2 separate regions of the Mus musculus genome follow, and region 1 is linked to region 2. Evidence: chromatin loops called from intact Hi-C (ENCODE). Cell type or tissue: gastrocnemius. All regions are shown on one strand.

What was found. A loop is a pair of places that touch in the nucleus more often than their neighbours do. Peaks named below come from ENCODE experiments on the same cell type or tissue, not always from the same donor. Only the 100,000 strongest peaks of a DNase experiment are listed, where the experiment ranks them.
Region 1: it touches region 2 in a loop (6-fold over the local background); 41 of 42 quality-filtered maps call a loop at or near these places.

What each region holds. Positions count from the first base shown.
Region 1 is chr9:14,340,190-14,348,189 of GRCm38, reverse strand. No RefSeq gene overlaps it. Among named protein-coding and RNA genes, the nearest start is that of Gm34156, 25 kb to the left of the region's middle. In gastrocnemius, a CTCF peak has its summit at 5,732 (motif pointing right); DNase peaks (open chromatin) are centred at 4,020, 4,645 and 5,729.
Region 2 is chr9:13,886,064-13,894,063 of GRCm38, reverse strand. No RefSeq gene overlaps it. Among named protein-coding and RNA genes, the nearest start is that of Fam76b, 62 kb to the right of the region's middle. In gastrocnemius, a CTCF peak has its summit at 1,937 (motif pointing right); a DNase peak (open chromatin) is centred at 4,220.

The DNA of each region.
Region 1 (8,000 bases), 450 kb before region 2:
TGAGTGTGTGTGTGAGTGTGTGAATGTGTGCACATGTGTGTGTGTATCTGTGTGTGTCTGTGTATGCGTGTGTGTGTGCGCGTGCGTGTGTGTATGTATGTATGTATGTGTGCATGTGTATGTGTGTGAGTGTGTGTGTGTATGTATGTGTGTATATGTCATTGGCCACTCAGTGTGTGTGTATCTGTGTGTGTGTATGTATGTGTGTATGTGTGTGAGTGTGTGTGTGTGTGTGTGTGGTGTGTGTGTGTGTGAGTGTGTGATGTGTGTGTTTCTGTATGTCTGTGTGTGTGTGTGTGTGATCTTTTTCTTGTTTTGGTTGTTCTGGGATCTGGGGCTTAATGTGGAGTTAACAAGACCCAAGGAATGCCCTGAAAGACCTCTGCTGGCTGGTGTTCCAGGGTTAGGCATGCCCCTCCTCCCTGTCTCCCACCCTTTCTCTCTTCCTCTTCCTCCTCCCTTCCTTGACAAGATCAGGAGGGACAGTGGGTATGCAAGAAGCCAGCCTCAGGAACTGCATCAAGAAGTCAAGCAGCCACTCAGGCCACAAGCTTACCAGCTGAGTATATGAGTTGTACACAGACACCTCGGCAGCAGGCTTGAGAGTGCAGGCGAGCTGCTCAGCGAGAGCTACCTTAGAGTGAAGTACCCTACTCTCAGAACACCCACTCTCTGGGCCCTTCTCTCTGCATGTGTAGAACCATGTAGAAACTGCCCACATGTTTGCCCCTGGTTTGTCTTAGTAACTTTTGTATTCTAACTCCTGACCTTGTCATTGGCCACTCTTCTTGGAGTAGATCGGGCTTAATATGAAAATAGTCAAGAAGCAACCCATCACTGACTGCAGGGAGCTACTCCAAAACTTTTTTCTGTTTAGAAAATCTTTGACTACACAGAAAGCATGTTTGGATAGGTGCCCACTAAGTATGGACTAGGAGATGCCCGATGGGTGTTGAGCAACTTGTACCTTGTAAGTAGATTGCTTTTTAAAAGGTTAGTTTTCACTGACAGAGAACCTTGTTATTCCATTGGCATGAACTATCTCATTTAATTTTTATAACACCCCCAGGAGGCAGCTTTGTGTAACAAACTTTGCCTTAGTAGCTAAAAATTACATATTGCAGATCTTGGTTTGTCAGTTTCTGGGTTCAACGGGGCTATTCTGTTGGGAGGGGGTCTTATGAAATTGCAATCAGATGGTGGCTGGGGCTGTACTCATCTGGAGGCCAGAGCGGTAGAAGCTGCCCGCTGGCATTGTTCACCGCAGCGCCCACACAGCATCTCCAAGAGCATGGGTTTCTCAGCTTCAGTCTAGGTTACCAAAGAGGACATTATAAAAGATCCAGAAACATGGCTTACCTTGTTTGGAGATCCCAGAATACTGTGCTCGGTGCAGTGGAGTGAAGTGGGGCGGCCTCTGTCCATGGATGAATGGCACCATCCTTTCTGTAAAGCATTTAGGGATGGAGAAGTGGATTGGCCACAGGAAGTCATCATTAATGTCTCATTTAGCAGGTAAGGAAACTTCAGGCTGAGGTATCCAGGTTTGATGACTTGTCTAAGTCTACTAAATCTGTACTCCCTCTGCTCTTCTGACTGCTGCAATGTTATGCAAGGAGGAGCTCTCAAACCTCAGTAACAAAGAAGCTGTTTTTTCCAGGGATGCTGTGCATGAACACATACACACAGTACATTAAAAGCCTTATAAAGCAGAGCTATGGGGCTGTAGGAAGTGCTCGGTGGTTAAAGAGTACTGACTGCTCTTCCAAGGGACTACTCTACTCCCGGGACGCACGTGACAGTTCACAGCTTGATAATTTTGGAACTTTGGTAAGAATATGATTTTGTTTTAATCCTAGGTATGGGGTATGAGGGTGCTTCAGATTGTTCATTGCCACAGACTAACCTCTTCCGGGTCTCCTATCTGCGCAGAATGGGTTTCTGGTTGTAGGTGGGCAAAGGAGTCGGCGAGAAGGAGAGGTGACAAACAGACACAACACAAGGGAGTGTGGATCTGAATGTAATTTGTCAAATCGAGTATCAAACTTTTTATATAGAAGAAAATGGGGAAGTTGGGTGACACACCAGCAAGGTACAATGAGGTTACTGGACTCTTACATAAAACAGAGGAATGCAAACAAGGGAGGACTGGCAGGAACCAACTGGGATAAAATTCAATGTTAACTGGAATAAAATTCAATGCTAAGAACTGGGAATCAAAAGCAGCCCCACCTGAGCTGGAGAGATGGCTCAGTGGTTAAGAGCACCCTCTGCTCTTCCAGAGGTCCTGAGTTCAATTCCCAGCAACCACATGGTGGCTCTCAGCCATCTGTAATGGGATCAGATGCACTCTTCTGGTGTGTCTGAAGAGAGCTACAGTGTACTCACATAAAATAAATAAATTAATTAAAAAAAAAAAGCAGCCCACCTAAGGTCCACTTAATCTTAGAAGCCAGGGCTTCATGCCCTTGCCATAGTTCCTATTCTAGTCTATTGTGTAGTCCACCTTCCCCCTAGGCCACTGTAAATACTTGTGTATGGGTGAACTCAGCTATCTATAGTTCTAAGTATCTTACTCTGGCTCCTCCTTAGATCACAAACTTCCTTCCTCCCAGATAATGTAAATTCTTGTGTAGGGCAGTGACTTAGCTATCCACGCCCAGGGTCGGCTCAAGGACTGACTGACTAGGACCAGTGAAGAATCTAACCTAGCTATATGTCAAATAGAGGCACTTATAGTAAAGCAATATTAAGGGAAAGCACACAGATCCGTTTACCGACTAAAGCAAGAACATTGGAGTATTTGTTATACAGGATGCCACGATTCCAGGAGACTAAGTTTCCGTGAACTTTTTGCCTCGGGACAGCACCCAGGTTTTTAGGGCCTGTCACGCTTATCACTGCTGGAGTGTCACTTGTCACTACTGGAGCCTTGTGCTCTAGCAGAGGCATGATTTTGCCAGCTGTAGATAGTTTTTGTGATTGTGTGATATTTGGAATTCTGGGAATTTTTGAGAAGGTATCTAACTGCTAGGACGATGCCGGCCTTCCCTGGACCCCATCCTCCAGTCTGTGTCTGGTCCAGCCTCAGCTTCTTAAGCTGTGGGGAAGCAGAGAAGATGAAAAGAAAACCAAAACTATAGAAATGGCATTAATTTGAAGAACAGATGTTGGCTCACTCAGTCCTCACGAAGGCCTGCTGAGTCTCCCAAATGCTTCAGTGGAGGAAACTGAGGGTTTATGGGTGCAAAGAAATGGGAAAGAGAAGGAAAGGAGAGGGAGACGGGGTGGGGGTGGGGGTCATGTTTATCAGGAAAGGGTGGCAACACGTTCTAAAATGTTCCCAGAACACCTATCCCTCCATCTGCACCCGATTCCCTCGACTCCTCTGTCATTGGTCCCCACTCTACCTCCCTGTCGTCTCTGAAAGCCTGAGGTCCCGAGGCTGGCACACTGTTCCTGGTAGTCATGTTTTGGCCGTGCAGTTCTCTCGGTCTCTCGTGCAAAGAGTTGAGAAGTAAGAGACCACACAGATTTGCTAGAGAAGCAAGATAATGTTGTGTGGAGCAAAGAATCAGTATAGGAAACACACAGAGACTGAGGTTACCAGTGATAGGCAGAAGGCTGATGCCATTCACTGGGCATAGAACTGGAGTTAGGGAACGCCTGCCAGGGCTCTTGGAGGTCTGGGATGGAAAGGGGGTAGTGTCTCGGCGGCTTCCCACCTCAACTCTGGGCACGTGGGAAAATGTGTGTTCATATTTCTATAGCTATGGCTGTATATTATCTACACATCTGTATCTCTCATCTACATCTGCATATGTAGGCTGCGTATCTATTTCAGTATTAGCTGCGTTTATCTATTTTTTGTTGTTGTTGTTGTTCCTAGCTAATTTCTTCAAGCCAGACTGTGCTGTGTTTGAGGCTCCTCTGCTGTTGTTGGCAGCAGACTTTGCACAGAGTTCAGAGCCTGCCTGGGGGCTCGGTTGCTCTGGCTAGTGCTGTCAGCCAAGAGTCAAGGGCTGGCACCTACTCACAGTGCAGGCAAAGCTCCACCCACTTTCCCGGGTGTGACAAGGAAGGGGCTCCCTTCTCCCTCCAGGCAGAAATCTCCCCTAAAGAGAGGGGCTTGGGGCCTGCGACATCCTGGAAGAGGTGGGAGCTCGGGGTGGAGAGGCTAGGGATGAGCCACGGAACTGGCCACGGAGGAGCATCGTCTTCCTTGAAGGCAGAGATTGCAGGGCCTCCCCAAACAATATCCTTGTCAAATTAGAGCCTCCAGTTAAAAATAAAAATGCCAGCAACAGTTCATTTTCCTCAGGAGTAGGCGCTGAATTGTTTGGTGACCTTTACACACAGTGGAGATGTAAAAACCTGCAAATTCAGAGGCCAGAGATGAGAAGGATGGAAACCCTCTGACAGGCTGGCACACACAAGCACACTCCTGCATGTGTTTCTGCACATGCACTCCTGCATGTGTTTCTGCACCCTGTGCAGGAGCTCAGAGTGAGCAGTGTTTGGTTCTGGAAGCCTGCAGCTGCTGAATATACACACAGACTGCTTCTGTATCACACATACACCCGCCTGGAAGCTCGGAGATGCTTGAGTAAAAGACCCTGGATCCCAGCAGGCCTTGGTGGAGAGAGCACCCCTGCTGGGAACTGCACTCTAGACCAGAGTCTTTCTGGGTTCTTCCCTGCTGCTGGGTTCCCCTGGACACCCACAAGGCACTGCAGATCTAGGCCAAAGTATTTGTGCCCAGCTGTGATGAGTGGCCAGGCTGGCTCCTGGTATGTCTGAGGAGGGCAAATTATGTGAGTCCCAGCGTCCTCTGTCCTCCCTGCCCGTTTGCAGCTCTGGAGATAGGTGGCAGGAGTGTGAGATTGAAAGGCTAAGCAAGGCAGGTAGGACAGCTAGCACAAACTCTTTACTCTTTTGTTTTCCTTTTCTTTGGATCAGAGCCTTGGGGCGTAGAGGGTTTCCCAGAAGAAACCCACAACCCTAGTTCTTCAGGATCCTCTGGGCTCCCAGATTCCAGCCTGTGGAGAGCCATGTTGCGTCCCAGGGTGCCTTTCTGCTCAGCCCAGTGTATGCCTGCCCACCCTGAGGGTCCTCACCTTGGCAGCCTAAGAAGGCTGGTGGTGGGAACCACATCAAAGGCTTCTTGCAAATTGCATCTAGAAAGTGCCTCTAGCGTTGGTCCACAGGTCTGCCTGGTGGCAAGCCCTGGGGGAAAGAAGCAAGAAGGCAGTTCTCTCAGCCCAAAAGTTAGGTGTAGCAAAGGTGCAGTTATATTCTTTGTAGCAAAAGAACAGTTTGGCAAGCCGGGCAGTGATGCTGCACACCTTTAATCCCAGCACTTGGGAGGCAGAGGCAGAGGCAGGTGGATTTCTGAGTTCAAGGCCAGCCTGGTCTACAGAGTGAGTTCCAAGACAGCCAGGACTGCACAGAGAAACTCTATCTTGAAAAGCAAAAACAAACAAACAAAAAACCCAAAAACAAACGAACAAAAAACAAACAAACAAACAAACAAAACAACAACAACAAAAGAACAGTTTGGCAGCCTGCTAGTTTCTTCCAAGGTGGCCAGACATCACTTGGAATGCCACAGTGTCCTTTTTACTGTGGAGCGTGAGCAATCCTGTGCCACCTGGGAGCCCCTAGACCATAGGGTTGTTCTCTACACCCTTGAACAGTGAGTGCATTTCCTAGGCTTGCCTGCAGAGGGCATGCTTGTTCCAAGTTTCTAAGTGTGTACCTGGGCATCTCTCCTCCCCTTACCACTGGTGAGGTGGGACTTGGGCATCTTCCAGGTTAAGCTCCATCTCCATCTTTTCTACGTGGTTTCTCTTTCCTCCCCTTCTCAGGTCAGCATGGGGCATCCTTCAGTGGTTGTAACAGGTGATGGTCTCCAAAAGGAAGTTACTGTCCTTGTCACTCACTAGCAGACCTGGTGCAAACTGCCTGTGTGGAGGGGACTGTTCTTCTGTCCCTCCTTACCTTTAAGAACTGTTAATGTTTTAAGTAGCTAAAAAGTCTCCAACAAGAGGAACAGAGAAAATCTGTATGTAGTACATGTGTGCATCCGTGTGTGTGTGTGTGTGTGCATGTGTGTGTGTGTTGCACGTGAGAGTGACTTCCTTTGTGCAGAGTGGAACCTACTATGTTCCAGTTAAGGATACACTATTGGGCCTATGGTCAGATACTGAATGTCAAACTCTGCTGGAAAAATGCAGTTGTCTAGGGCTCCTCAGGCATGGGACAATTTAATGTATGATACAGGCATGGTGGACAGTAGGTTTAATGTGAGATACGGGCATGATGGATGGTAGGTTTAATGTGTGAGTAGCACAGAGCCTTTCTTGGGTATTTGAGGAGCAGATGGAAAAAGCTGAAGGCCTGAGTAGTGATGAGTATGTGTGTGTGTGTGTGTGTGTGTGTGTGTGTGTGTGTGTGTGTGTGTGTGTGTATGTGTGTGTGTGTGTGTGAGAGAGAGAGAGAGAGAGACAGAGACAGAGACAGAGACAGAGAAGGGATTTGAACCATGAGAACAATGCTAGATATAAAAGATCTCCTGAGCCATGCAGTGGTGGCGCACGCCTTTAATCCCAGCACTTGGGAAGGAGAGGCAGAGGCAGGCAGATTTCTGAGTATGAGGCCAGCCTGGTCTACAAAGTGAGTTCCAGGACAGCCAGGGCTACACAGAGAAACCCTGTCTCGAAAAAAACCAAAAACCAAAAACAAAAGATCTCCTGACCCATGATGAGCATGTGTATCGAGAATGTCTTTGAGAAGGATGCGGTGGCCCTAACCAAGATTAAAAAACTTTGAAAAGGAGAGTAAGGGGTTTAATCTGGGAGACTTGTGAAAAGCAACTAAAACCCTTGATAAAGCAATTAGCTGCCTGCAGGGCTGGCTGGAAGTGGAAAGTGAGTCTGTTAGGATACTTATGTGGGGCTGGAAGGACTTTCAAGACCACAGTGATTGGTGGGGAACTTGAGGAAACCCACGCTCTAGTGCAGTGGTTCCCAGTCTGTGGCTCTCCACCCCTTTGGGAGTTGGATTGGACAGCCTGCCTATCAGATATTTACATTACAGTTCACAACAGTAGCAACGTTACAGTTCTGAAGTGGCAATGAAATAATTTCATGGTCAGGGGTCACCACAACATGTGGAACTGTATTAAAGCGCCCCAGCATTCAGCAAGCTGAGAACCACTGCCCTCGAGTTGGTTTACACACCTATTATTTGTGGTTCAAAAGGAACTGTTTAGACATTGTGTAAGCATCACTCCTAAAACTGACATGTAGAAACATTAATGCATTAGAAGGGCAAATCACAAACTGCCTTCTGTTTGGGGAAAAAGCCTGGGTAGTCTATCCCAGAGCCATTAGTATGTAGAGAAACTGGGATTGTCCAAGCCCAAGCCATGTAGGCCAAAGGGCGGTGCTGGCAAAATCGGTATTCTATCACCCTTTGCTCAAAATAACCAGGCAGGCAGTAAGGAAGGGACATGGCTTTCCCAGCATGGGCATGGCAGGTAGCGTGGCCAGGGCTCACTGTTACACTCAGAGATAGGAGTAGAGAGATGTCCTCCTGATCGACTAATAGTAGTCATGGGGGGACAGAAGTCCCTTGTCTAATTCAGGAGTTGCATCTCTGTCTAGGGCTACTGCTTGGCCTGTGCCACAGAACCCTAGTCAGCTGCCTTCAGAACTGCTCACAGCACCCCACCTGCCTACTCCACGGCCGACGGAGCCAACCTCTCAACGCCACTCCATTGGACTTCTTCCTTGATTCATTCCCATTTGTTTGCCATGTCCTACATGGGCAAGGGTTGGTAAAAAGGGAAAATAGATACTCCCTTAAATTAAGACTTTGGGGGGGGGGAGTATTGTATGACCCACACTTACGTATATTTTTAAAATAAAAAATGGAATTTACCTCATATGGAATTCACCTGTCCCTGGGTGTCCTGTATTTATACCTGGGAACCTCCT
Region 2 (8,000 bases):
AAAAGATGCACTAATCCTAACCCTAACCTCAATCCTAACCCTAACCCTTGTTAGTACAAACACTGACCTTTGTTGAGCTGTCTTTCCAAAGAAAGGGTACCCTGAACCTGTAAAGGAAAGAAGTGCTCACTACCCATCACAATGGGTTAAGGTTCATAATGCTCAAGACCCCCTCCTGTTAAATAATCTACTCCACGTGCAGATGTTGCCCATACCTCTTCACAGTCTACACTGCTGCTATTCCAGCTTAGTAAACTCTCTCTCTCTCTTTCTCTCTCTCTCTCCTCTCTCTCTCTCTCTCCCCTCTCCATCCTCTCCTCCCTCTCCCCACTCTTCCCCCTTTCCTCTCCCTCTCCCTCTCTCCCTCTCCCCCTCCCCCTCCCTCTCCCTCCTCTCTCTCTCTCCCTCCCTCCCTCCCTCCCTCCCCCTCTCTCTCCTTCTTCTCCTCCCCTCCCTCCCTCTCTCTCCCCCTCTCTCTTTCCTCATATTATTATTCTGATATTCCACCTATTTCGAGTACTCTGAGTAATAACATCCTTTGTTTTACCCCAAAGAGTTTTGTATGTTCTGTGAAAAGCATCTAAGAAACTACCCAGCTAATATATTCACTTATATGTGGGGGGGGGGGGAAGCTCAATCCCTCACAGTTTTTGAGATTTTTTTTAGCTGTCAATAAGAACATTAGGCAGATGAAAACTTAGAGGCTAAACTTTCTAGTCTATCACATCTTGAAATGGTTAACTCCCCTCTCCTCTTGCTCCACTCCCGCCTCTCTCTAGTCTATGTACATTCCTGGCCTCCATAATGATGGGCTGTAATAGCCCATTTACTCAGTAGAGTGGATTTCTGAAACCCATTTCCAGATTACAGCCTGTGTGCCAGGGCTGCGTTTATTTTCATTACTAGAGAAAGGGGTGCAGCCTTGTAACGCTGACTTTTCAATAGCTCCATCAGAAAGTGCTCGGAGCACCTTCTCAGTGCTCACCAAATGCTGCAGAATCCTCCAGAGACATACCCCTTCCTTCACACCAGTGAACAAAACCTTCACCACACAATGAACCCCACTGTTCCCCTCCCCAGTCAGACAGCAGCCACTGGGCGCTTTGTAGAAGTTACTTCTTCCCATTCCGGCTTGTCTCCTAACAGAAAGCAATCTCAGACTCAAGACAGTGTACTCTCCTAATTCCTAAAACCTCTGGCCTGAAGAGGACCCAAAGTTTGAAGGAATCAAATCGATCAAGCCAGCAGCATTTTAATATGATTGATTCACAGTGATAGTCTAATAAAATAGCTATCTGTCACTTCAAGTTAATTCAATACATAATAATAAGTATGTATTGGATGACAAAAAAGCTGGGAGTCTTGGTGAGTCTTTAAGAGATGGTGAAGGAGCCCTTTCAACACACAGATACACATCACATATATACATATACCACACATATACATACCACACACAGCACACACACACACACAGAGAGAGAGAGAAAGACAGAGAGAGACAGAGACACAAAGACTGAGAGAGACAGAGAGAGATAGAGACAAAGAGACAGAGACAGAAAGAGTATCACAGAACTTTAAGCTGTGGCTTTTCCAAATAATAGTGCTTTGATGACAAGTGCATCTTAGAGCTCAGCAAACTCTCACCCTACTTCTGTGGTTAGCCCTTCCAAGGCCATGTGATCCAGGTTCATTTTGAGCTCTAAGCCCTGAGCCTACACAGTTCTGACAACTTCTATTTTAAGCCTAGTCTTCAGAGGGAGAGGGGAAAGGGAGAACTTGAGGAAGCTGATGCAGCTTGGTTACTGGGTGGGGAACAGAAGAAGAAAACTCACTGACCCATCCACCAGTGTATCCAGAAGCCAGCTAGCACAGCAGTGAAAGATCAATGATGGAAGGAAAGCGCAATGTGCCTCCCAGGCATGTGTGTTTGAATCCTTGGTCCCCAGCAGGTGGCGCTGTCTTGGAAGGTTGTGGAACCGTTAGGAGGTGGAGCCAGCTGGAGGAGTGCTTCACTGGGCTTGCTCCTGAGGCTTCCTAGCCAGGCTCCGCTTACTGCTCTGCTTCTGCTTCCTGACTGCAGGTGCAATGCGAGCACCCAGCTCATAATCCCTTTCACCACACCATCCTGGCTATGATGGACGGTGTCCCTTTGAACACAAAGCAAAGCAATCTACCCCTTAAAGTAGATTCCTGTTAGTAATTTTCAAGGAGAAGTATAACCAGCACAGTTACCAGGGACTAAACCAATTTTCTGGGACTTATTCTGCCTTTCTTGCTTATTGCTTTGAGCAAAACTGCCTGCTTCCTTTGTGTTGGTAGCCCTTTAGGAACATAGTAACAGCTATTCATATGAGAGATTATGTTACATGCTGGCTGTGACACCCTCACCCCATCCCCAGGGTAAGACAGGACCTTATCTCTAGATTTACATAATTATGTGAAAAATATTCTCCATGAACACAAAAAAAGATAGAGAAGCAGCCCCAAGTTGACAGCAGACTCACAGTGGGAAGACCTTCAAATGCTCGGTTAGAAGCTGTGTATGCTGCCTTCACTGAGACAGCAGCACTGTTGTACTCCAGTAGCTTACATTCTGCTGGTCTGAGCAGGTGAATGCTAGCAACAGGCATTCAAGAGTGTTAGGACACAGGGTTTTCCTGTCTGGACATACCAGTGGTCACAAGCCTGCAGAAGGGTCCTAAGAGGTTGCATTGGGATATACAACTTCAGAGAAGGCACGTGTGACTCAGTCTCACAGCTTCTCCTTTGCTAGCCCCCATGACTGGTGCTTTTGGCTCTAGGCCTCTACTCCACCCCCACGAGGCCACTGCTTCAGACAAGCTAGAAAGGAATTATGATAAGCCATGTGTATCTCATAAATCCAAAACTGGGTGGAGTGATTGGACATCCTAAAATGTAATTAGGAACTTCAGGGTTTTATTTGTTTGTTTGTTTGTTTGTTTGATCATAGCAGTACCAGATGAACTGGGATAGTCAGCACTCATGAAGCAGGGTTGTGTTGGTGAGGAGGTGGAGGGACACTTTAATCAAATAGAGTGGAGCAGAATGCTGTCCCTCCTGAGAAGAGCAGCATAATTCACACGGTATGAGGAGAGAAATAAGGTGTGGTGGTTTGAATGAGAATGTAAGGTCTTCTATTTGAATGCTTAGTTCCTAGCTGTTGGACTGTTTAGGAAGGACTGGGAGGCATGGCCTTGTTGTAGGGAGGCTTTGAAGTTTCAAACCCCTCTCTTTCTGCCAAGTGCTTATGAGCCAAATGTAAGCTCTCAGCTACTGCACCAGTGCTATGCCTGCCTGCCTGCCTGCCTGCCTGCCTGCCTGCCTGCCTGCCACCATGCTTCCCACCGTGATGATCATAGGGACCTCTGAAACCATGAGCAAGCTTTCACGTCAATGCTTTCTTATATACACTGCCTTGGTCATGGTGTCTCTCCACAGCAACCATACCTAAGACAAGGGGGAATCTGCTGGCTGTAAATGACATGTTATCACAGGGCCACATTTTTGCCAGGGTCTCCATAGTAGGCAAGGCGAGGGGGGGTCAGGGTTGTGAATAGAGAAATATCCTCCTTTCTAGAGCATAGCATAGGAATGGGGTGAAGCCTTCAAGTCCACATTGATCAATTTCCCAACCAGAGCTAAGCCCTGAGCCAAGCGCTGGCCCTCTACTGGGCCAGGAAGCAGGTGTGGAGCGTGTTGCCATAGTGACACTAAGCAAACCTGCCCCACTTACGTTGAGCATTCCAAAGGTTCCTCAAATAGAAATAGACTTTTTTTTCACACTTCCTAAGAAGATCTGTTGTTGTTGACTATTTGTTTATATATCACCATAAAGTTTAGTGATCACACGACATGAAGTGCTGTGGAAGGATGAGGAGGCTCCCACACCAGCACAACGTTTTCTCTGAAAGATTACCACCGACCTGACATCCAGGCAGAATATCAATCCATCTATTAATTCCAGCAGTTAAAATGAGTTTTAGTAACATCTTTAGGCAGTTCATTTCCCAGCTTCCCCCAGCTCTGCAGACCTCAACACGTCATGAAGATGCTAAATAGCTCAGAGAAGTAAAATTAGGACGGGAATCAAGATCTAGCCATTCCTGTAGATGGGCTGAAAAGCTTCTCCCTTCAAGCTTCCAGAACAAAGGTGCACTCTGACCTGTCCAATCCCACCGGGCATTGCTGGCTAGAGAGCGCCACCTACTGCTCACCCTCCGCTACTCTCAGTACAAGAGTCCCTTTGTCAGCTCCAAGCATCCTGACCGCCCTACGCCAACTCTAATATTTGTAATTATTGTGCGTCTCAGACTGTGAGATCAAAGAAGAGGAAGAAAAGCAGCCTCCAAACGTGAGAAGGGAGTAAGACAGAAGGCTTTAAATGTCTCTTTGCTCCAGACACCTGCTCCTGAGGATGCTTGGGGACTGAATTCAAGGGCAGATGCAGCTGGCAAGTTTCATTACCCCTGACCGCATAGAGAAGCGATAAAGGGCAATCGGAAGAAAAAAAGAGAAAGCTTGGGTGACAGAGCAAAAGGAAAGAGACTCTGGACACAGCAGCTAAGAAAGAGATAAACTGAGCTCTACTTTACCGTCACCCCTCCCTCCTAATTAACAAGTTTTAGCCACCTAGATGGGAGTCCACATTTGAGTCTGTCCGATATTGTCAGTGTACCTCTCCTGGGGTTTTTAGGTTTAGCCCGGGACACTGTGGTTCGCTGCAGGGCCCACATCTGCGGGCTGTTGCATGTGGCTGTTTCTACTGTGTTTCTGTGTGTTGCTGTTGGGTTTGCTTGCACTGGCTAGGGTTCCTTTCAGAAAGGTCTGGCACACTTTCCTGCTCTCCAGACTTGAGCCACATCTTTCAGAGTCAACAAACATATCAGGACTTAGACAAGAATAAGATCCTTCTCACCTGAAAACGAACGAACAGACAAATACACCTAGACAGTGACATCTGGTCCCCAGAAGGGATCCATGGAAGGACATGAAGGTAACACTTATTGAAGATCTAGGGAAGGGAGCCATCACAGGCTTAGATCATCAATATTCCTAATAAAGATGGCGTTGGGGGAAGCTGATGCATTAACAAGGGCAAATAGGAAGTAATGAGCAGGATGTGAAGCTGCGACCCCCAGAGCTGTACATCTTTCCCTGTACCAGAGCTCTGGGGCTCTGCCAAGTCGCACCCTTCATGGCAAATGTGCCCACTTGTAGAAGCTGGAAGAACCACCAAGGCAGCACGAAGGGATTTGCTTTTAATAGGTTTATCTCCTTGAATTCCACACAGGAAATGTCCTCCTGTACCTACTGTGAACACTATGAAAGCCTTATGAGAGACCATTTGGAGACCACTCCACAAAGCCCATGAGACCATCTGGAAGCAGATAGTCATCATATCTTTTCGTACACAAAGCATACCAAGACAGCAGAATCCTGAGGAGTTCTAAATAACCAGTTCTTGCAGGGGGAAAGTCCTGGCGTGTAGTGTTTGTTTTCTGTGGTGTAAGTTCTCCCATTGTGCCAACTTTAAGCCATCACCTGAACACGGAATTGGGAAATCCTCGTGTCCATCAGTGCCTCTGGACTACATGAACTCAGCACAGCACAGCACGGCACGGTGCCATCTGTGTGAGTACCATGGGACTCAGCCCATGCACATCCAGGAGTAGAGCATGAAGAGCATTGTGGGACTGGTGGAGTGAGATTAAGAATGTGGGCCCTGGGTTGGGTTTTATGTTACAGATTTCAGTCCTGAATTAGATCATTTTCTTAACTTTCCCTGTAGTAAGAGACACTTCTCTCTGCCCGAGAGCGGTCAGCTGTACCTTCTTCTTCCTGTTGGGCTTGAAAGAAGTATTAGGTCTTTCCAGGTCCACAGAAGCTTCCAGCTGCAGCTGGAGAGTCTGCCTCTCAGCTCTGCACAGGCCCCTGGCTAGCTCATCTGTCCTCCTGGGACCCACTGTGCTGCTCCTTTTGGGATTTGACATGCCTTTGTATTTATATGGGCTAGATCTTTCATTAAAATACTGTTCTTTCATTAAAATCTGTCTGTGCATCCATCCCCAGTGTCTATTCTGCTTCCCCTTCTCAGTGAGTGTCAAGCATCCTTGGGTCTTTCTTGTTACTTGGCTTCCTTGGGTTTGTGGATTGTAGTATGGCTATCTTGTACTTTATGGCTAATGTTCACTTCTGTGGGAGCACATACCATGCACATGTGTTTCTGGGTGTGGCTTATCCCACTCAGGATTAGATTTTCTCGTTTCATCCATTTGACTGCAAATTTCATGATATGCTTATTTTTAATACCTGAGTAGTATTCCATTGTGTAAATGTATTGCATTTTTTAACCCATTCTTCAGTTGAGGGACATCTAGGTTGTTTCCAGTTTCTGGCTATTCATAAATAAACCTTCTATGACTATAGTTGAGCAAGTGTCCGTATTGTGGTGTTAGAGCATCTTTGGGGTATATGCCCAAGAGTAGTATAGCTGAATCTTGAGGTAGAACTATTCCCAATTTTCTGAGAAATTGCCAAATTGATTTCCAAAGTGGTTGTAAAGTTTGCACTCCCATCAGTAATGAAGTCTTCTTCTTGCTCCACATCCTCACCAGCATGTGCTATCCCTTGAGTTTTTTATCTTAACCATTCTGACTAGTGTAAGATAAAATCTAAGAGTCTTTTTTTTTTCATTTCCCTGATGACTAAGGATACTGGACATTTGAAACTAGGTGAGAGAGGGAGTGCAGAGGGGAACAGGGGGAATCAAGTGTAGGGAAGATGGAGGCAGATAGAACTGAGAGAGAGAAATGAAATTGGTGGGGGAGGGTGCATCTCTGATACAATCAGGACAAGGGAAACTCCCAGGAATCTATGAGAGTGACCTAAAACTCCTAGCAGTAGAGGACATGAAACCTGAAGTAGTCACCTCCTGTAACAAGGCAAGAATTCCAATGGAGAGATGAATACACCAACCTATCCACAAAACCTTTGACTCGCAATTTGTCCTGCCCACAAGATGTCAGGGATAAGGATGGAGCAGAAATTGAGAGAATGGCCAGGCAGTTACAGGTCCAGGTCACTGGGCTGGGAAAATGGTTCAGTCAGGAAAATGCTTGTTTTGCAAGCACAAGGCCCTAAGCCCATCCCAGAACGTACATTTTATAAAACACTCAGACTGGCACCCTGGAGCTAAGGCTGCCACACAGCCCTCTGCAGGCAAGTCTCCACCAGGAGAGAGGGGGCTCACTCTTAAGCTCAGAGTTGAGATCACCACTTTCTCTCCAATAACTGTCTAAAGCAGGGCCTGCCAGGAGTGCCAGGGCACAGGAACAGCAGAGCAGCTGAGGACAGGATCCTCCTGGTCACCATCTGCATCCAGGAGCTAAGGTTGCTCCACAACCCTCCACATACAAACCCCTCTCAAGAGAGAGCTGATCTCTGCAGGAGTGCTGACATACCTAAAATCACAGACTTACAGGCCCATAGCACGGAAAAGCTCCAGTCAGAGACAGCAAGACCAACTAACACCAGAGATAACCAGATGGCGAGAGGGAAGCACAAGAACATTACCAACAGAAACCAAGGCTACTTGGCATCATCAGAACCCAGTTCTCTCACCAGAGCAAGCCCTGGATACCTCAACACACCAGAAAAGCAAGATTCGGATTTAAAATCACATCTCATGATGATGATAGAAGACTTTAATAAGGACATAAATAACTCCCTTAAAAAAATACAAGAGAACACAGGTAAACAGCTTGAAGCCCTTAAAGAGGAAATACAAAAATCCCTTAAAGAATTGCAGGAAAATACAACCAAACAAGTGAAGAAATTGAACAAAACCATCCAGGATCTAAAAATGGAAATAGAAACAATAAAGGAATTACAAAGGGAGACAACTCTGGAGATAGAAAACCTAGGGAAGAAATCAGGGGTCATAGATACAAGCATCACCAACAGAATACATGAGATAGAAG